Regions from separate parts of the Homo sapiens genome. Here regions 2, 3 and 4 are each linked to region 1. A link is a contact called in ENCODE Hi-C or POLR2A ChIA-PET data. All regions are on one chromosome and are shown on one strand. The core of a region is the stretch at or near the end of the contact, and the rest is flanking DNA. Distances in the headings are between cores, read along the strand shown.

What was found. Hi-C counts contacts between places; a loop is a spot of excess contacts on that map. ChIA-PET counts read pairs that join two places held with the same protein, here RNA polymerase II (POLR2A). Pooled maps may share reads with other maps.
Region 2: a loop to region 1 is called in a map of CD4-positive, alpha-beta T cell, with 2.7 times the contacts of the local background. The contact joins the promoter of XRCC2 here to the promoter of PRKAG2-AS1 in region 1. A Hi-C loop is called at or near these places in 2 of 168 maps with a recorded cell type or tissue (CD4-positive, alpha-beta T cell and CD4-positive, alpha-beta memory T cell) and 14 of 50 pooled maps. POLR2A ChIA-PET finds 5 or more read pairs at or near these places in 1 of 52 experiments (H1).
Region 3: a loop to region 1 is called in a map of CD4-positive, alpha-beta memory T cell, with 21 times the contacts of the local background. The contact joins the promoter of ABCF2-H2BK1 here to the promoter of PRKAG2-AS1 in region 1. A Hi-C loop is called at or near these places in 2 of 168 maps with a recorded cell type or tissue (CD4-positive, alpha-beta memory T cell and naive thymus-derived CD4-positive, alpha-beta T cell) and 10 of 50 pooled maps.
Region 4: a loop to region 1 is called in a map of CD8-positive, alpha-beta T cell, with 4 times the contacts of the local background. The contact joins the promoter of SMARCD3 here to the promoter of PRKAG2-AS1 in region 1. A Hi-C loop is called at or near these places in 3 of 168 maps with a recorded cell type or tissue (CD8-positive, alpha-beta T cell, ascending aorta and naive thymus-derived CD4-positive, alpha-beta T cell) and 9 of 50 pooled maps.

The regions. Positions count from the first base shown.
Region 1 is chr7:151,874,876-151,879,954 of GRCh38, reverse strand. PRKAG2-AS1 (PRKAG2 antisense RNA 1) reads right to left here and starts at 2,913. Exons shown (of 3, transcript NR_038926.1): 1 at 2,815-2,913; 2 at 2,089-2,118; 3 at 732-1,393. PRKAG2 (protein kinase AMP-activated non-catalytic subunit gamma 2) reads left to right here and starts at 2,840. Exons shown (of 16, transcript NM_016203.4): 1 at 2,840-3,448. The coding sequence starts at 3,335. RefSeq lists silencers at 2,346-2,775, 3,538-3,587, 3,648-3,787 and an enhancer at 3,978-4,097.
Region 2 is chr7:152,673,994-152,679,072 of GRCh38, reverse strand. It overlaps XRCC2 (X-ray repair cross complementing 2), which reads left to right and starts at 2,932. Exons shown (of 3, transcript NM_005431.2): 1 at 2,932-3,032. The coding sequence starts at 2,994. RefSeq lists silencers at 2,686-3,155, 3,456-3,545 and an enhancer at 2,611-3,455.
Region 3 is chr7:151,224,392-151,229,470 of GRCh38, reverse strand. ABCF2-H2BK1 (ABCF2-H2BK1 readthrough) reads left to right here and starts at 2,266. Exons shown (of 17, transcript NR_160983.1): 1 at 2,266-2,308; 2 at 2,971-3,166; 3 at 4,483-4,695. It overlaps ABCF2 (ATP binding cassette subfamily F member 2), which reads left to right and starts at 2,266. Exons shown (of 15, transcript NM_007189.3): 1 at 2,266-2,308; 2 at 2,971-3,166; 3 at 4,483-4,695. The coding sequence starts at 3,013. RefSeq lists enhancers at 2,090-2,169, 2,280-2,329 and a silencer at 2,430-2,489.
Region 4 is chr7:151,246,076-151,251,154 of GRCh38, reverse strand. It overlaps SMARCD3 (SWI/SNF related BAF chromatin remodeling complex subunit D3), which reads left to right and starts at 2,461. Exons shown (of 13, transcript NM_001003801.2): 1 at 2,461-2,670. The coding sequence starts at 2,593. RefSeq lists silencers at 1,801-1,890, 3,938-4,232 and enhancers at 4,220-4,793, 4,794-5,079.

The DNA of each region.
Region 1 (5,079 bases), core at 1,664-4,163:
GTCCAGGCATCCGGAGCTTCTGACCGACAGGCTGGGCTCTCAATTGGGGTTCCCACAACCCCCTCTCAGGTTCATTAATTTGCTAGAGTGGAACACAGAACTCAGGGAAATGTACATTTACTGGTTTATTATAACGCATATTACCAAGAACACAGATGATGGGATGTACAGGGAGAACAGGCACGGAGTTTCCATGCCCTTCCCAGGCACCCCGTCTTCCAGCAGCCTCCACATGTCCAGGGATCCAGAAGCCCCCAAACCCAGACCTCTTGGGCTTCTTAAGGAGACTTCATTGGACAGACACGATTGACGACCATGCAGAAATGTGATCGAACAAAAAGGTATGATCCAATAGTGACTGAGTAAGTGTGGACACCCAAACAAGTCCTGCCTATTCCGACCGTTATTGGCCTTTCCGTGCAGGATTTCTTCCTCTCGGGAATGGGGCAGGACCCCTTCTGAATAGAGGGTCTTAAGTCCCACAATCAGAAAGATGAGGGAGGATTAGAGTCCTGCCTTGGGCTGGTGAGGTGGTGAAGGAGGGCAGGGGAAGTTCAGAGGAGATTGTTTCCTGGGGTGTCTGAGGCCTAAAGCGCCCCAACATTATAACAAGAGACTGTGATGAGGGCGACGAGAGTGCTAAGCCAGGAACCCTGGACAAAACCCAGAATTTATACCTCGTCATATCACAAGGACCAAAAAAATTAAAAATTAAAAAAAGGCTCTTAAAATGCAGGCAATACAGTAAAATGTTTTAATGTAGGAAGCACTAAAGTCTTTGTTCCAACAAAATTAACTCAGAGAACAAATTATTTTACATATGTATACAGATCAATCAACAAAAGTACACATTATAACAATTGCTAAACACTGTCCATAAAGAAAACATTTCAAATGAGAAGCGCCATCGCGGTTTTCTCCTTCTGGGTCACCCAGTGGAATGAGGGCCCTCGCCAGGGGCTCTTCCCAGACGTCTCTTCACACCAACCGGCTTCCTTCTGATGGCCCCATTTTCCTTTAAAACCAGTTCTCATCAAATAGGGTGTTTTATGCACCCTGGCAAATGATCATTTTGACAAGGATTAAAACTGTAAGCTAAACAGATGACACAAATGACAATTGGGAATAATTTTTAGTGGGGACAGAGGCTAAATACTACCCCCTCCCCTTTTCTACTTCTAACCAATATCTTGAGCATTCAGTGGGACAATACAGTCTTGCTGGGTCTCTTGAAATCCTCTAGCAAGAAGCCAGCCAGGAGAAGACCCAGAAGTCCCACACCTGTGGGGCCAGGATGGCTGCTTGGTTGCTAAACCCAGACAGGGTCCTTCCAGTGCATCTGCCCCTGTCAGGCTCTGTCTCGAGACTGGGGATCTTCCAGGCTGGCTTCATTCTGGACCAGAGAGCAGAGGAGAAGGAGAAAGAATATAAACCCACCCCTATGAGCCAGGGAACCACCCAAGCTGTAAGGATTTTGTGCAAGCTGCTGGAACTCGGGTTGGAAAAGCCACCCGGCAAGCAGCTGAAAGGAAGGATGCTTCTCCCTGCGTGGGCGCACGCCTGCTTCCTAAGAGATGATCCTTTGGGTGGGCTGATCATGCCTCCTCCTCTGGGGAGGGAGTCCTGCGAAAGCACGCACCTCAAAAGGAGTAAAGGCCCTATGGTGTCCCCAAAGCGACCCCTGTCGCGTTCTTTCTGCGGGTGGCCTCCCTGCATTACTGATTACTCGGAGCGGCTGAGCTGACGTCAGCATTCTGGGAGCGCCAATGACCTTTGGGGTCATCACATCCTCAGAAACTAGAGCAGGAGGGGAAGCGACCCCCAAGCCAGCACTCCCCCTACTTTCCACCAGGGAGCCGAGGTCGCGCCATCCTGGGGCGCATCTGGGGGTGGGGGACACACCAGCCCCCTCCCCCAACCCCTCTAGGGCCCTCGGCAGCAGGCGGTACTGGATGCCCACCCGGGGCTCTAAAGGACCTGGGCCGCACCGGGAACCCTCGCCCGGGTCTTCGAGCCCTCCCCTTCTCCCAATTCTTTCCGCAGTCTCAGGAGCCCCACGTTTCCCGCGGCGTGGGGACACGCACTTACCGCGGATCCACTGCGCAAACCTTGATGAACCTGAAAAAAGCAGGGTGGGGTGGGGTGGGGTGAGGGTGGGGGTGGCTAGACCCTGCTCGCACCCAGCGCCACGCACCGCTCTCTGGGCGGGTTCGAGTGCGCGCGCCGGGCGGGGCGGGACCCGGGGGCTGCGGTGTTTCGAGAAGCACGTGCTACTTCGCGCGCAGCGCCCCCGGAGACTGTGGGCTTCCTCGCTGCCTGGTCTACGGCAGGGCGGGCGCGGGGGCGTGTTTCAAAGGGTAGGGCACACAGTGAGACGCCGGGAGGCGGGATGGATCCGAAACCAGCTCGCAGCGAGTCCCAAGCGGCTGCGGCCGCCGCAGGGGTCTGGGCGCGGCGACGAGGGCGGCGTGGGGCGACGGGGAGCGGGACGGTGGCGCTGCACGCCGCGCACTTCCTGTTCAACACGCGCCGCCTCCCACCACCCGCGCTCCCCGAGCTTGCGTCGGTGCCAGGCCCGGCCCCTCACTGTCCCCTTGCGGTCCCCTGGGGCCGCGGCGCGGCGGGGGGCGAGGAGCGGGCGCCCTGCCCTTCTTGGCCCGCTGGACTCCGGGCGCCCCCTCCGGCGCGCAGGGCCGCGAGCGCCGCCGCCAGAACTTCTGCCAGCGGCCGCCCGTAGCCTAATTGCGCAGAGGGCTCGCCTTGCACCTCCTCTTCCCCCGCCGCCCTCCCTCTCGCCCAGAAAGGAGGACGGACCCAGCTGCAGGCTCCGAGCTGGTTTATTCTGCGGCCGAGGATTACATTTATGCACGAACGGGCTTACTGGTTCCAGATTCCCCACTTGGGCACAGGCATAGGAGGCTTGTTTTCCAAATTGCTGGTTTTAATTGCACCTGCCTTTCAGATTACCTCTGGGAATCTGTGGGAGGAGCCGAGAGGGTGGAAAATGTTTCTTAGCTTTGCAAAAGGAAGAAAACTTTGTCACCCAGCGGGAGACCTCAGCCACGAGTAACCCGGGGAGACACCAGAACCGGGACGGGCTTTGACTGATTTGCCTACGAGGGTTCCGTAGGAAAGGACGCTTGAATTCGGCGCTTCGGCGGCGGCGGCGGCCGCGCGAGTTCCCTGCTCACCCTCCCTCTCCGCGGAAGTCCCCACGAGGTGGCTTCAGGGTGTAACAGAGCGCGCGGCTCCAGTCCGAAGGCAGCGGCCGGGGGAGGGAAGGAGGGGACCGAACCCCCGAGGAGTTTCGCAGAATCAACTTCTGGTTAGAGTTATGGGAAGCGCGGTTATGGACACCAAGAAGAAAAAAGATGTTTCCAGCCCCGGCGGGAGCGGCGGCAAGAAAAATGCCAGCCAGAAGAGGCGTTCGCTGCGCGTGCACATTCCGGTGAGTCCCAGCACTCGGTCCCCTGCTCCCCAGCCCTCCTGTCGCTCCCGTCCCCGGCGCCGAAGCGGTTAACGCTGGACGCCCCGCGCGCGCCGTGCGTGCCCCTCCTGTCACTTCGGGCGGCTTGGGGAAAGGGTAGAGGGACAGGGCCCGAGCTGGGCTGGCGGAGCCGGGGCTCAATCTCTCTCTCTGCCCGCGTGCAGCCAGGGCTGGGGCTCCGCCTGGGGCGGGGGCTGGGCGGCTGCAGACTAGAGGGGGCGCCGGGCGCGGCGGGTGGGCGGCTGGGCGTAGCCCGGTATCCAGCCGGGTGCGGGTGCGGGGGGCGGTGCGTTGTGTTGTTTTGCTGAAAAGGGACGGTGTGGACTGCGCTCCGGGGAGGTGGAGCCCGCGCTCGGCTGCTGGAGACGGAGAGAGGGGAGGGGAGGGAGGAGAGGGGAGGGGCGGTGGGTGGGGAAAGCAGCGGGGCGGGGGTTGGGGGGAGCTGTGTAGCTGCGTCTTCCAATGCACCCCCTCCGCTCCAGTTTCTCTCCGGGCGTTTCTGGGCCTGGAGCGGGGGTCTCCTCTGCCGCCGTTCCCTTCCCCCGCCCCGGGAGTGTACTTTGGGTCTCTGTGGTATTTGGGGGCTCGGAGCTCCCTAATCCGTGCAGGCTGCATTGAACTTCAGCCCCGTCCGCGCCAGCCGCCCGGGAGGACATTGGCGACTCGGATCTGCCTGCGGCTTCACTTTGTCCAGCCAGAGGGGCGGCGGGCCGCGTAGTGGTTCTCTTTTCGGAAGGCGCCCCGGTAGCCCGCGGCCACTGTTCCTCGCCTCCACGTAGCGGGGTAGGGCGGTGGGAGGTGTGGCCCACTGGGTCACACCCTCCGCCTCAGCCAACCAAGTAAATGTTTGTGTACACACACACACACACACACACACACACACACACACACACACACACACACACCAGAGTGCTCCGTAGAGAAAGTTATTTTGCTCTCCCGGGGCAGGGTGGGAGTGCGCAGTGAATGGGCTGTCCGGACCCCTCATTAAAGCTAATCCTTCCCGACAGGGTCAGGCGCAGCTGGCATGGCCGAGGCAGGCCACTCACTTCCCACTGTGAATCCCAGGGCGCACTGCCCCGTGTTTGCTGAGCCACCCTTCTTTTAGACGCCCCGCTAAGGTCCTCCTGTGTAAACTCCGGCCCACACGTGCCTAACGCTTGGGTGAAGAGGGTGGAGTCCAGGGGCGGGTCTCCAGACACCTGATGCCAAGTAGCCCCACAGGGGCCCTGGGCCAGCCCTCCCTGGCTGGAAAGCTCTGGGGCTGGAAACTTGGACCCCTGGCTGCTGTGTGGCCCCCACGGTGGTGACTCGATTATGCAGGAATAAGTGTTCTATTTGAAAATGAAACATTCTTGTTTACATCTCTCATGTAAGACATTTAAAACCATGTTCGTGAGTTAAAAGTTAGATGTTGCTGCCACAAACCTCTTAAACAGTGATCACTTGAGCTAACCGTGTAACTACTGTTTCTCCCATTTGTCAAATGCAGGAAATAATACCCATTTTTCCTGCTTTATACGGATATTGAAATAAAGTAATTCATGGGAAAACTCTTTTTTATTGTTTTTTTTGTTTTGAGTCAGGGTGTC
Region 2 (5,079 bases), core at 1,683-4,182, 800 kb before region 1:
TCCCAGCTACTGAGGAGGCTGAGGCATGAGAATCACTTGAACCCAGAGACAGAGGTTGCAGTGAGCCAGGATTCTGCCATTGCACTCCAGCCTGGGTGACAGAACAAGACTCTGTCTCAGAAAAAAAAGAAAAAAAAAATTGGAGCTATCAAAAAAAGTTACACATAGGGAAGTGTCCCTCACCCCATCTCTTTTACCCTATTTTCATCCTCCATTTTTTCCAACCTATTTTTATCTACCCTCCGTAGATAAAGAATCCTCTTTGCTTCTCATGTATTCTTCCTGTGTTTCTTTTTACCCAAATGAGCAGAGACATGTGTATCTTTTTCTTTCCCCTCCCTTGTTACAAGAAAGCTAGCAAACTGTAGACACCCCTTCCTCTTTGCCTTTTTCACTTAACACTATATCCTGGAAATCATTCCTTACAGATGCATAGAGATCTTGGCCATTCTTTGTTGCAGCTGCATAGTGCTCCATTTTGTGGCAGTGCCGTATTGTTTTCAACCACTCTCCTATGTATAAACATTTAGGCCATTTCCAAGATTTTGCAATTACAAACCATGCTGCAATATGCTTTTTTTGCATACACGTTTTTGCAATGTTGGAAGTATGACTTCAAGCTAAATTCTTAGAAGTAGGATTGCTGAGTGAAAAAGTTAATAAATGCGTCATTTTGTTAGATAGTGCCAAAATCGGCCAGGTGCAGTGGCTCATGCCTGTAATCCCAGCACTTTAGGAGGCAGGAGGATCACTTGAGCCCAGGAGTTGTAAACCAGCCTAGGCAACATGGCGAAACCCCATCTCTATTAATTAAAAAAAAAAAAAAAAAGATATTGCCAAATTCCTTTCCAAAAAGACCGTATGTTTTCATGCCTACCAGCAGTTTGTGAGAGCGCTTCAAGTATCCTTTTAAACGAGAAGTGATGTTTCCGGAGCATTAAAACTGAAGTGATTTCAAAACCATGTTGCACTCACACGAACAGGTGTGCACTTAATGGACTAAACTAGTTCAGCTGACATGTCTTCTTCATTAGGAACAGTGTGGAGACTGAAAAACTAATTTAGCCTAGAGCAGCTATTTAATTGTAAAGTCTCCTTTCTCAAATATTGATTTACTATGTGAGGAAATATTTACTTTGTATAGAAGTGTGTGGAATTGGACGAGGGGGTTGACCTACACATGTGGTTTGGTATACACATATCCTCATTACAGAGGGTGTAATGAAGATATAGGTGGTTCAGCACCATAGGAAAGGGAAAAAAGAAAAAAAAAAGACGGTAGAGGTGGCCTCCCAAGCATCCACTCCCACTCCTCTTGTTAATGATTCACAATTTGTTGTTATTGTTGTCATTTACTGTTCTCCACACCTTTCCACAAGGCCTGTGTGCTTTGAAAAAATATGTCTCTACTCCGGATAGAAGTGGGGCACACAGGGCCAGGCGCGGTGGCTCACGCCTGTAATCCCAGCACTTTGGGAGGCCGAGGCAGGCAGATCACAAGGTCAGGAGTTCGAGATCAGCCTGGCCAATATGGTGAAACCCCATCTCTACTAAAAATACAAAAATTAGCCTGGCGTGGTGGCACGTGCCTGTAGTCCCAGATACTTGGGAGGCTGAGGCAGAAGAATCACTTGAACCCGGGAGGCAGAGGTTGCAGTGAGCCGAGATGGTACCACTGCACTCCAGCCTGGGCGAGAGTGCAATGAGACTCCGTCTCCAAAAAAAAAAAAAAAAAGAAAAAAAGAAAAGTAAGTGGGGCACACGATTCAGGCCTAAGCTAACCAGACCAACCTCATTCCTGATGGTTGTTAATGTTTCAGATACGGGCCCGCAGCCCTACGTAGAGAAGAGGCCAAGGTAGAAAACATGAATCTGAGGTAAAAAGAAATGAGGTACTTGTTTGCCTCATCAAGCCTCTCAATTAAACTAACCTTGAAGCCTGTCTTACCTTTGGACTTCTAGTGATGTCACCCGGTAAAGCCCATTTGTTTCAGGACGTAAGAGTTGGGTTTTCTGTGACTTGGAACCAAAACCATTCCAATTTACAAAATGAGCAACTTTAATATTACCCATGAGAAATACTTCATTGGTATATGCTCTTTCCTAGCGTTTTTGAAAACTAAACTAGGTGGGTGAAAAGTATATCTTTGCATGAAACTTTTTCATTCCAGAAAACATTTTGTCATCTTGATAATAATGGCCAATGCTACTATATCCAAATTTTTGTCTTTTTTTTTTTTTGAGACAGAGTCTCGCTCTGCCGCTCAGGTGTGATGGCGCGATCTCGGCTCACTGCAACCTCTGCCTCCCTGGTTCAAGCGATTCTCCTGCCTCAGCCTCCCTGAGTAGCTGGGATTACAGGCATGCGCCACCACACCTGGCTAATTTTTGTATTTTTACTGTAGACGGGGTTTCACCATTTTGGCCAGGCTGGTCTCGAACTCCCGACTTCCAGTGATCCTCCTGCCTACCTCAAAAAGCAACTTGATAAATCCACAGGCTCGGTATATTTTAAAAATTCTTTTAAATACAGTATACTTTTCTCTTTTTTTCCAGAATTAACCATGAATCGCACACACAGCCAGAGGCTTTTAACCCGAGAACGGACAAAGGGGCCTGCTTGTGCAATACAATTATTTTTAATGGTTAAACAAATTAATACATAAGACCAGCTTTACCTAATATAATAATAACGAACCAAAGTTTACAACAGACAAGAAAAGCACCAGCTGTCCCCGCCACCCCGGAGCGATCTCCAAGGGGACGCGGGAGAGCGCCGCGGGGGACGCGGAAGTCTGACGTCACAGGAACTGGGGGCGGGGCGGGGAGGCCCGCACACCCTATTGCGCATGCTCCCGCCTCCCCGGCCGCGGCCTGGCGCAGTGCGCACGCGCGCGGGTGGGCGGGTTTGACTGGCCGTAGAGTCTGCGCAGTTGGTGAATGGCGTTGGTGGCGGGAAAGTTGAGTCTCTCCTGCGCCGAGCCTTCGGGGCGATGTGTAGTGCCTTCCATAGGGCTGAGTCTGGGACCGAGGTGAGAGCCGCCGGGTTGGGAGTGAGGGAGATGGGAACAAGGCCGCCGGTGGGCGAGGGGAGCCGAGGGAACCCGGGGGATTGGGAGGCTTGGGGCGGCGCGGCCTGGCCGGGCTGGGACCGGCCTCTCGGCCTAGACGCCCGCGATGCTGGCACCCTCTGCCACCTCTCACCTGGGCCCCAGGGGTCCGCCCCTGGGCAGCCTGGAGTCCTCCGAGGTGGGAGGACCGGGCGGAGGTGGAGGAAGTCTTTCTTTGGAAGACTTGCTGCCTGCCCAGATCGATATAACATACGAGGTCTCTCCTCCCAAGAGTTATGGTCTAAAAACCCCTCACAAATTAACTACCGTTGGAAATGTCAAGCTATGCAAGAAAAGCTAGAAAAGGGGAGGGGTCGCCCGTTGGAGCATTTGGAGCTTTTCTGGAACAGGTGGTGTTTGCGGAGGTTGCCTCACCTCCCTGTAGCCCACGTGTCTCTGCTTAGGGCAGCTGGCCCTCGCCACCCCCTAGTATTCGTTTCCAGCCCAGGTAGCTCCAGAGCCACACAAGCCGGTGGATGCCCCTCAAGAATTGAACCAAGTGTCCAGCACTTACTGTGTGTCAACTACGTGTTAAGGGATAGGAGTAAGCAACAAAAGACATAACTTCTGCCATTAAAGAACTAGTAAGGGAGGCTGCTGTAAGAATTACAGTATTGCACAAAAGTTTGTTGTCCATTAGAGGGGCGGGCATCATGGAAGATGCAGGAGGAGATGACTGAAGTTTCAAGGACCATTTGAAATGGTTTGGCAAGGAGAGGATGACATTCAGAGCGGAGACAGTCGGGAGTACATGGATTCTGAATTAAGCAAGAGCATGGCTAATTTAGATAACTGCAAGTATTTCTGTAAAATTGGAACAAAGGGAGTGAGGGACAATAGGTTGGGAAGTAAGCGCTGAGCAGTGGGCAGGGTATGAAGGATCTTTTATGCAGATGAGAGAGGAAGCAATCTCAAAAGAGTCAGCAAACATTTTTGTGGAGGGCCATGTGGTAAATATTTAGGCTTTGCAGGCCATGCCGTTTCTGTCACAGCCACTCAACTCTGCTGTTCTAATGGGAAGGCAGTCATAGATAAATAAAGGCACATGGCAGCGTTCCAATAAAGCTTTGTTTTTTGGATTTAGCCTGCTGGCCATAGTTTGATAATCCCTGTTCCTAAAGAGTAGAACCACTGCTTAGTATAAGAACGGCTACAGTTATAAACCATAGATATATATATATTTAAAAATATATTTATATATAATATATATTTAAAAATATATTTATATATAATATATATTTAAAAATATATTATATAAATATATATTTAAAAATATATTTATAATATAGATTATATAGAAAGTATATAATACATATAAACATATTTTTTATATATAAATATATATTTTTTTGAGATGAACTCTCGCTCTGTTGCCCAGGCTGGAGTGCAATGGTGCCATCTCAGCTCACTGCAACTTCCGCCTCCCGGGTTCAAGCGATTGTCCTGCCTCAGCCTCCCAAGTAGCTGGGATTACAGGCACACGCCACCACACCCAGCTAACTTTTGTATTTTTAGTAGAGACAGGGTTTCGCCGTGTTGGCGAGGCTAGTTTCGAACTCCTGACCTCAGGTGATCCGCCTCAGCCTCCCAGAGTGCTGGGATTACAGGTGTGAGCCACTGCGCCCGGCCAAAACCTTATATTTAAATGATTATTTGAAACCCAGGTTAAGGTCCGATGATTTTTGCAATCAGAACAAGCCTTGTATCCAAAAAATGAGAGTCTAGCACAGTTAAGTCATGGAACAAAGAATTTAACATCATATCCTTTGCCTGCCTTGTCTGTGTGGCAATCCTAAGCCTAGCTCATACTACTCTGGAGTGGAGTGGGGTGGAATGGTGAATAGGAAGCTAGGCAATTGGCGCTGCTCTATTTTCCTTTTTATTAACAAAACCAGTTAAGCCAGTCTCTTTCCCTTTAAGTGTCTTGGGAACTATGTGGCCACTGCCAAATTTGTTTGAACTCTAGCTT
Region 3 (5,079 bases), core at 1,017-3,516, 650 kb after region 1:
AGCTTGCTGCAGCCTTGACCTTCTGGGTAACTGGGACCGCAGCGATGCGCTACCACGCCCGGCTAATTTTTGTATTTTTTTTAATAGAGATAGGACTTCGCCATGTTGCCAAGGCTGGTCTTGAACTCCTGAGCTCAAAAGATCCACCTGCCTCCACCTCCCAAAGTGCTGGGAATACAGTCATGAGCCACCACACTCAGCCAAATGAGTGCTTTTTATGTGATCCACAATCATAAATAACTTTTTTTTTTTTTTGAGATGGAGTCTCGCTCTGTTGCCCAGGCTGGAGTGCAGTGGCGTGATCTCGGCTCACTCCAAGTTCCACTTCCCAGGTTCACGACATTCTCCTGCCTCAGCCTCCCGAGTAGCTGGGACTACAGGTGCCCGCCACCATGCCTGGCTAATTTTTTGTATTTTTAGTAGAGACGGGGTTTTACCGTGTTAGCCAGGATGGTCTCGATCTCCTGACCTCGTGATCCGCTGGCCTCGGCCTCCCAAAGTGCTGGGATTACAGGCGTGAGCCACCGTGCCCGGCCCATAAATAACTCTTTTGCTTCATACAGAAGGGTTTTACAGTCATTTAACTGTATTCTTTTTGTAACTATATTCCCATTTTACAGAGGAGAACATGTACTTTGCCCAAGGCCACACAATGAAGCATAGAACTGGGGTTATGCTCTTAATTATGCTATGCCAAGTGAGGTCTCCACCTAGGTACCCCAGCAACACACGAAAGTCACTTCGTTTAGGGCACTTAATTTCATGGTGTCAAGGTCTGTTTTTTTTGTTTTTTGTTTTTTTAGAGACAGGGTCTAGTTTTGTCACCCAGTCTGGAGTGCAGTGGTTTGATTATAGCTCACTGCAGCCTTGAACTCCTGGGCTGAAATGATCCTCCCACTACGGCCTTCCAAAGTGCTTGGATTACAGGTGTGAGCCACCACACCCGGCTTGTTTACTTTTCACATGTTCCTTCTTTATTATGAGCTCCCTGAGGTCAGGGAGTGACTTTGCACCATTGCAACTCCAGCACATATATCTGAGCCTGACAGATAGTAGGCACTTCGTTGGTGGAGGATATTCTAGGAAAATGTATGTTCAAAGGCATGCAGGTGTAAAATAGCACGCTTAATCTCCGAACTATTTAAGTAGGTAAGTTCTACTGAAGTATGAGTTTGAGAAGAAAAACTAATTCTCATTGTTTGAGTCACGGACTGTGGGCGAAAAGGTGCCACATTTGGAGAATATGCTCAAAGGGAGCAATAGCTTCCTTTGCTGCCCCAAACGTCACTGATGGTGAGGCTTCTGCTGCACAGGAGCCTGGAGAAGTAACAAAGATCACAAAGGGCCTGCCTTGTACTTGAGGCTAAACATTTGGAGTTTACAATGTAGGTAATGTGAAGTCCTTGAGAGATTGTATTTATTTTTAAACCATCCAGCCCAAAATGTCATGTGAGAGATTTTAAACAGTGAGACTCAAAGGGAAAGTAACGGGCCCGGTAGCATGGCTAACTAATAATAAAACAAATCTCAGCCAAGGGGCCTTTTTATCTCGGGGCCCTTTCCACCAAACTTGCATGGCTTCAGTGGAAACCTAACAATGCGGCAGCGGGGAGGCTAAGCGGCCGAGGTTCCAAAACAACGTCTGGCACCTTCTAAAAGTTTAACAATGAACCAGCCTCTAAAATTAAGGTTTAATGAAACCAAGGCGCTTTCTTTCGTGAAGGAATTCCGTTGGCAACATCTTTGCAGCGATGCCCCGCTTTCTGGAACCCCTCCCTGCCCAGCGCCCCCTTCATTTTAGTCCTCCCCTCACGCTCCCACCTCTCCTCTCCCATTGTTTCGATCTACTCCCGCTGAGGCAAGCTGGGAAGTGTAGTTGCACGCCCTGCTGCCTGAGTCGGTTAGGTAGCTCTAAAAACTCGTAACTCCACAACAGCTCAATGGATTTTCGAGAGGTGGGGTAAAGCCTGAAGGCTCAGCCGGTTTATCCAACGAGCAATCTGGGATTTGCAGTTTCCAGCGCCCGAAGTGCGCCCGCTAGCAGAGAGCTCTTGGACTCTAATCCCGCCCCCTCCCCGAGCCTCGCGCATCCTGATGGCGTCACGCGGCCCCGCGAGGTCTGTGGGATACATAGTAGTCCTCAAGGCGGGTCTCACTCTTGGCCGCTGCAACTTGAGGACTACACTTCCAAGGAGGCAGCGCGGCGCGCCGAGAACCACCCGAGGCCGTGATTGGCTGGTGAGCCGGCCGCACGCGGAGGATCCTAAGGAGCAGCTCTGTTGCGACATAGGCCGAGCAGCGAGGCCCAGTGAGTTAGGGGAAGGGGAGCTGTAGGGAGAGGGTCCCCGCCGGTGAGGGGGAAAGAGAATTAGAAGAGGAAGCAGGGACGGGGTTTGGATGGAGGGCTCTGCGAGGGGGAAGATAGGGCTAAGGGAGAGAAGCTGACGGGCGGGGTGGGGGAGGACCCGGGGGTGACGAGCGTGGAGACTCGGAGGGGACTCACGCGGGCGAGGACGAGTGCGTCCCGGCAAGAGGCTGGGCTCGACGGCCGGGTGATGTGGAGAGGGACGATCGAGAAGAGGCCCGAGACGGACGGGAGGAGGAAGCCCGGAAAGTGAGGCGGCTAGCTGAGTGCGGAGCGCCAAGTTGTAGGGAAACCGGAGACGGAGACCTCCGCTGAGGGGCAGAACCTGGTCCCCAGCCGGAGGCCCTGAAAGAAGGAGCGTTTCCAAAGTGAGGCAGTCCGTGGGGGACTGGTGCCTGTGGGAAGAGATGTTAAGATTAGAAGAGCCGCTGAGAATCGGCATTGGTTTGGGATACCCTGACCAAGTTGGAACAGACGAGGCGGGGGCAGGCCAGGGCATCAGAGGCTTGATGTTGATACGAAGATTCCTGAGAGGGATGGAGCAGGGCCCAGGCATTCTTACTAGTAAGTTTAGGGTTTGGGGGTATCTGTTTGCCTTCCTTCAGGCTCCCTGAAACAACAGTAACCTACCCCTGTGGGTCATCATCATGCCCTCCGACCTGGCCAAGAAGAAGGCAGCCAAAAAGAAGGAGGCTGCCAAAGCTCGACAGCGGCCCAGAAAAGGACATGAAGAAAATGGAGATGTTGTCACAGAACCACAGGTGGCAGAGAAGAATGAGGCCAATGGCAGAGAGACCACAGGTGAATTGAGGGAGGGGTGAGTTGGGGATGGTTGCTAAGACTTAATGCATGCCCCAGCCAGAGTTGGAATCTTGATGCTGGGGGTAGTGGAGAATGTATCTGGTGTCATGCAACTTTTCATGATGAATCAAATCAGTAGAGTTGGAATTCGTGCCACCCTGTCATTGCGCAAGGAAGCCGAAGACGAGGTTCTCACATACTCAGTGGCAAGCGGATGTGAGAGTTGCTGAGCTGCCTTGCTGCTCTATTAGATTGTGAGGAGGGGATCAGTTCCCTGCCCCTTTCTCAGTTTCCATTTCTATGCATGGTGACCAATGTGCCAGGTTCTTTGCTACATTATACAATAAGCTTGTCCTCTCACTGGTGTAGTGGCTCTACCTACAAGAGAGTAACTTATGAGTTGATTTATGGGGTTTTTCCTGGGAGAGAGCTCCCTTTCTGTTATTTATATTTTGGGAAATATTTATTATTTCTCAAGTGCTAGACATGGTGCTATACACTGAGGCACTACCGTCTTCCCTCCAAAAACTTACCGTCTAGACTGGGAAACATGGCCATATGCGGTAAAGACTATTCCAGGCCCTTGGCAGTCCAATCCCAGCCCTCTTCCCTGCCCCCTGAAAACTCCCTAAACAGCCTTCTGCTCCATCCAGACTATTTATTATCTCTTGGATAGTCACCACATCTCTGTCCTTTCACACACTGAATTATAATACCATCATGTTTTTGCTAGCTACATTTGACATTTCTGTCAAGGCCCAGCTCAAGATAATGAAGCGTCTCTCAGTCAAACCTGACCACAGTATTTCCATTCTCTATACCCTTTTGCTGTCTTTTAGTGTTACTTACCTTTTTATGTTGTATCTCCTGTTTCTTTGTCTAAATTGTTTCATCTTTGAGTGCAAGGACCCTGTCTTGGGTTTTTTTTATGACTTGCTTCTCAGGTAGACACTAAGTAAATGTTTGAAGAGGAAAGGAGAATTAGTCTGCAAGTTGTAACAGATAGGCGTTCAGAAAAGGGGGACTTAGAAAGCAATTAGAAAGAGCAATAAAGTCAGGCTGTGGGGAAGTTTTATTCCTGGCCACAGTAGTGGAGGACAGAAGTTAAGAGTGATGGGAGTAAGTAAACAGATATGGGAGGACAAAACAAAGGAAAGCAGGGTGTCGGGGCAGCTCTGTGTCATTGTGCACTCTGTAAAGTTTGGGAAACATCTGAGTGCTCAGCAGGATTGGAGCCTGGTCCTTCAGGACGTTGACCTTTGTGGAGAGCCGAGTCTGTCTCACGCCATCTTCCCAAACTGCTTTTCTATCCGCAGAAGTAGATTTGCTGACCAAGGAGCTAGAGGACTTTGAGATGAAGAAAGCTGCTGCTCGAGCTGTCACTGGCGTCCTGGCCTCTCACCCCAACAGTACTGATGTTCACATCATCAACCTCTCACTTACCTTTCATGGTCAAGAGCTGCTCAGTGACACCAAACTGGAATTAAACTCAGGCCGTCGTTATGGCCTCATTGGTTTAAATGGAATTGGTGAGGCCTTGGAAGGGGAGGTGGGAGGTATCTCTCCTTAGCTCATCTGTCACTCACAAGCATTTATTTAGCATCAACTGTGTTCAGAGCAAAGCATTTAGAATAGGGATGGGAGACCAGATTATGTCCAGGGGAAAGGAACTAGCAACGCAGAGCAGTATGTGTTATGTACAGGTTGAGTATCCCTTATCTGAAATGCTTGGAACCAGAAGTGTTTCGGATCTTGGAATATTTGCATTATACTTACCGGCTGAGCATCCCTAATCCAAAAACCTGAAATTCTCCAGTGAGCATTTCCTTTAAGCATCATGTGAGCACTTAAAAGGTTTTGGATTTTGGAGCATTTTGGATTTTCAGATTAGGGTGCGTCCACCCTGTACCACA
Region 4 (5,079 bases), core at 1,212-3,711, 630 kb after region 1:
TCTTCCACCACCAAGACCAAGCCCGGGATCTCCCAGGCCCTGCCTCAAACTTCCCAGCTACCCAAACTGGAGTGCCCAGCATCTCCTCTGCTGTCTTCTTTTCCCAAAAGGTCTCTCCAATAGTTGAGAACACTGAGCTTTAACAAAGCCTAGGGGTGTCTATCTCCAACCCCCAGAACCTCCAAGGCCTGTGGTTTCCCATGCCCCTGCTAGACGCACCCATGGTGGGTGGGGGTGCCCATGGTAACTCACACCATCAGGTAAATGGCAGAGTACCAGCTCCATGCATTGGCTCATTAAGCTTTGCAAGCATCAGGTATCTGGGGTACTGTTGAGTTCCTGTGCCCAGGCATGGAGGAAGAGTGGGAGTTAAAGATCAGTCTCTGACCTTATGGGGACCTTAGCCTCTCTGGGAAAGCAAAGCTAATGTCCTTGAAGCACAGTGCACGTCAGGCCAGTCCAATGCCAATTCATGGTGCTGGGTAGATGGCAATGAGCATTTGGAGAAGAGAAAAATCTTTGCATACAAGTAGGACGAAGGAAGGCTTCCTGGAGGAAGTGGGGCCTGGGCTGGGCTTTAAAGAATAGGTGTGATTTGGACAAGCAGAGGGAAGGCAGAGGGCAGGCAAAGGGCATTCCAGGTAAAAGAATCGGGGGCAGGGGCTAAGAAATGGGAGTGAGCGGGGATTCTGGAGGTTAGCAGGCAGACTGGGCAAGTCACTTCCCCAGGTTCCCAGCAGCATGACCTATGGCAGACAGAGGCAGGCCACCCACCCATCCCCACCGTGTCAGGGCCCAGGCTCTGTGTGTGGGGGTGTGTGGGGGGTAGTCTAGGCTAAAGCCCTGGGAGAGATTTGGTAGCAAGGGGATCTCTAGGTCCCCTTTCAAGCTAGGGGTGGTGGAGGAGCAACCTGGACCAGATGTCCTCCCTGACATTTCAGATTGACAGTGGGCACCTAAATGAACAGTGACAGCCAAGAGCACAACCAGGGCCAGCAGAAATCAGGCTGCAGGCAGAAAGGACCCCCTGGGCAAAGGCATTCTGAAGGGTTTAGGGTCAGTACCCTTCAGTCTTCAGGGCCCAACTTCAAGTAAGTGTTTCAACAAACTCCCCTAGGCACTAGGCTATGGTCCTGCCCTCACCTGGATTCTCACAGTGAGGCCCCAGCAGACCCCCAAACTTGACCCAAGGGCCTTGTTCCAAAGCCCACGGCTCCTCCCCAAGAAGGAGAAAAAAGGGGCGTGGCCTTTGGGGACCTGGGTAGGCCCAGGACTCCCTGCCTGGGTATGTCAGGATTTGCCCCTCCTCCTTCCGGTCCCTCCTCCACTCCAGGGACTGCCAACTCCTTCCACACGCCCCTTCTGGGGCTCCCTTGCCACCCCACGCCACACCCCAGCCTCAAGACCCCTCTCTTTGGGGTCTTGAGGCCGGCCCAATATACCCACTATACCCAGCCCAGCTGCCCCAACTCCTCTGGGTCCCCTAACCCCACTCCACCCCCACCCCAAGGAAACCAAGCCCAGCTTGCCTCGTTCTCTCCACGCACCCACCCGAGCACCCCCCTGGCGCTGCGCCATTCCCCACATTCATTCTCTTCCTGTTCTCATGAGCACAATCCCTGTCCCTCTTTCTGAAATACTTCCCCTATTGCCCTCACTTTCTCACAGAGCGGCAAACAAAGACTCACATACCCAGAAATAGCCTCTCACAGAGCTGAAAGGCACAGGCCATGTCCTGCCACACACGCAGGCGCGCGCGCACGGAGGCTGTCGTGGAGGGAGGCACACATACAGGGCGTCTGTCTGCACGCACATAAGCTGCCACGCCACAAAAGGGCGCGGACACACACGGCGTGTGAGACAAGGGCACACACAGCAGTGGACGCAGGGCCACGCCGCCGCCCGGGCACACCCACCGCCGCCGGCCCCGGGCAGGCGCGAGGCCTCGCGGGCCGGGCTCCCCCGGTTCCTGCCAGCGAATGTTTCCCTGCTCGGCCTGCCAGGTCTCTGGGGAAAGGGCCTCAGAAATGCAGCAGGAGCCGCTGGGGGAAAAGTTGGAACTGACTGTTCCCTGCCTGGCGCGGCCGGCGAATTCCCTGACGGAGAAACTATTTGTGGCGAGAGCCGGTGGCCGGCGACCCCCCGCCGCCTCCCCTGGCGTCCCCTCCCCGCGCCGCCTCCCGCGGGCCTCGGCGGCTTCGGGCTGCAGCACTGCTGCCCAGCGCCCGCGGCCGGGCTGGTCGGCGCGCCTCGCCGCTTATCTGCGCTGTTTGGACAGCGGGCTTGGAAAGGCAGGCGGCCCCGTCCCCGCCGAGTCAACAGGCAGACCCCGGGCCGCCGGACTATTTCTGTCTTATCAGTGCAGGAATGCGGCAGCCGCGGCGGCGGCGGCGGCGGCGGGCGGGCGGCGGCGGCGTGGGCCGTGGGCCGTCAGGGCAGCCCTGAAGGGGCCCCCTCCCCACTCCGCTCGAGTAGAAGTGTGAGAGAGCCCAGCAGGACTCAGAGGGGAGAGTTGGAGGAAAAAAAAAGGCAGAAAAGGGAAAGAAAGAGGAAGAGAGAGAGAGAGTGAGAGGAGCCGCTGAGCCCACCCCGATGGCCGCGGACGAAGTTGCCGGAGGGGCGCGCAAAGCCACGAAAAGCAAACTTTTTGAGTTTCTGGTCCATGGGGTGGTGAGTGGGGGAAAGTTAGCGGGGGAGGGCAAGCGAGCTGGCTCGGGCTGAATGGAGGGCTGATCGGGAGGGGCCGGGAGGGCGCTCCCGCTCTCCCACCCCTCTAGTGGGGGGCGTCATGGCCCACGGCCCGGCCGCGGGACTGTGCTGGCGCCCTGGCACCCGAACACGTCGCCAGGCGGCCGGCCGGGTCTGACGCGAGGCGGGGAAGGGAGGCGTTTGCATGGCTCTTGTCAGGGGCGGGGGTGGGACTTGGGGACTCTACCCCCCAAGTAGGGGGTCCTCGCTGTAGCCGACAGGTTGACTTTCGTTCTTTTCCTTGTGGGCCCAGGTGTTGCCCCTGCCCTGGGGGTGGGGGTGGGGGATGGGGACATGGCAGAGGCTGGGCTGGGCTGTCTGTTCATCCGTTGGGACAGTGTCACTGCTTGTGTCTCCGGAGCAAGGAGCAGGTGACCCTGGAGGCACTGTAGCGGGAAGCTCGCAGGCTGAGCCACCTCTGCATCCCAGCGGGAGGGCTCTGGAGCTTCTGCCTTAGGGTGGGGGAGAGGACCGCTCTAGGGACTTAGCCCAAGTTAGGGGCTCTGAGGGTCTCCTTGGCGGACTCAGCCACCAGAAGCTGATGTCCTTAACTCCTCGAACATGTGAAGGAAGGGGCTGGAGTTGGGGACATGAGGCCTAGAGACCGAAGGGACAGGGGAGCACTGTCCTGCCACAGGCAGGCTGTGAAGGCACGTGGGAGCCCGGGAGGCTGGAGCTGAGTCAGTAGGGCCCGGCTGGGAGGGGTATGGAGGGGTGGGGAATGGGAGAAGCAGGGGCTGCGACTCTTGGGATGGGTGAGGGAGTGGAGGCCCTGTGTAGAGGAAGCTGTCGGGTTTACTATGGCCAAATTTGGTTGTGACCCCAAGGAAGACACCCTCTCAGTAAGGCCAGAGTCCCTAGGATTTTGGCCTTTCATGGGGATGGGGCTGGTGGCGGGCACAGCTCTCTGGGGGCTCTGAAAGCCTCCCTCTCAGGGCCTCTTCAGCAGATGGGCCAGTATCCCTGGCCTTGATAACTGGGGAGAGCAGCTGACAGGAAGAGGGGGACTCCCTGGAGTGGCCTGTCCTCCAGCCCCAGGGACCCCTGGGGGTAACTTCCCAAGGTGTCCATGTCAGCTAGCTGAGTTACCAGTCCTAACCTGGCTGCTGGTGGGAGCCCCTTTAAAAAGGCCCATCTAGTGGGGAGAGGCTGTACACGTGGACTGTTTTTTTAATCTGGTCAACTTACAGCTTCAGTTCTTGAGTGGCTGTGAGCCCCAGTGCCCCACCTAGCTGGTGGCCAGGCCTGGGCTCCATTCTGGGCTGCTACCCTGGAGGCCTGAGTGACAGGGTCAGGTGGGGTGAGGGAAGCAGACACATGGACAGGCAGGTTTCACTGCAGGAGAGATAGGCAGAGACAGCTGCTGACCGAGGGTGGGAGGACATTAGGGTTAGACACAGAGCCTGGAGGACCAGGAGGGAGAGGTAGCAGTTGGAAGGAAAACAGCAAGCCCAAGGGGGCCCCTCCTCATGCCTGGGGGTGAGGTGGGTGGTGTGTCCATGTTAACAGTGCCAGGGTCTGCATCCCCTGCCCTCTGATCTTCTTCCTGCTTTCGTGGTCCCAGTCCCCATCCCACCCCGCTCTTTCTGTTTCACAGCCCCTGAAACTCTCTCTGGCCCTCCCCATCTCCCTTCTGGAGTCTGGACAAGTGGGGTTTGGAACACTTCGCTCGATGCATTTGCATCTCATTTACACCCCATCTGACCACCCAGGGGTAGTGGCAAGGGAGGAGGAGCCGCCTCCTCTCAGTCTCCACAGCCCCCATGAACCCTGACTGCTGACCTCACTGGGGTGGGGATGGGAAGAGGAGGAGGTGGCTGCTGACCTGGGCAGACAGGAAGGGAAATGTGAGTGCAAGTGTCACTGCCCTGACCCACCCCAGGCCCCCCTGGGCAGCCCACCTCTAACGCAGTTCCCCTCCTCCCAATCAGAGAATCCTGGCTGTGTCTGGGGCGCCCCAGCAGGCTGCCCTTGCCTGCCCTGCCTCCAGCCCTCACCCTGGGAGCAAATTATGGGGGCAGCTTGGTCAGCGAAGACCCTGGATGTGGGGACTTGGAGTCAGCCGAGGGGAGTGGGGTTTGGGACCCAAGGGTCAAAAGCAGGGACACAGGGAGCAGAGTGGCTGAGATGAGCTAGTGAGTACCAGGCAGAACCGCCCAAGAAGTGGAGCCTGAGAAGGAGGAGCAGGAGGAGGAGCAGAAGTCGGAGCAGGGAGCCGGGTACCGGACCTCAACCAAGCCGCAGAGAGCAAAGCCCTGGGCCCCCAGGAGGCAGCCCTTCAGGGGCTGCCTGGGCCAGGATGAGCTGTGTGACCTTGGCGAGGTCATTTTT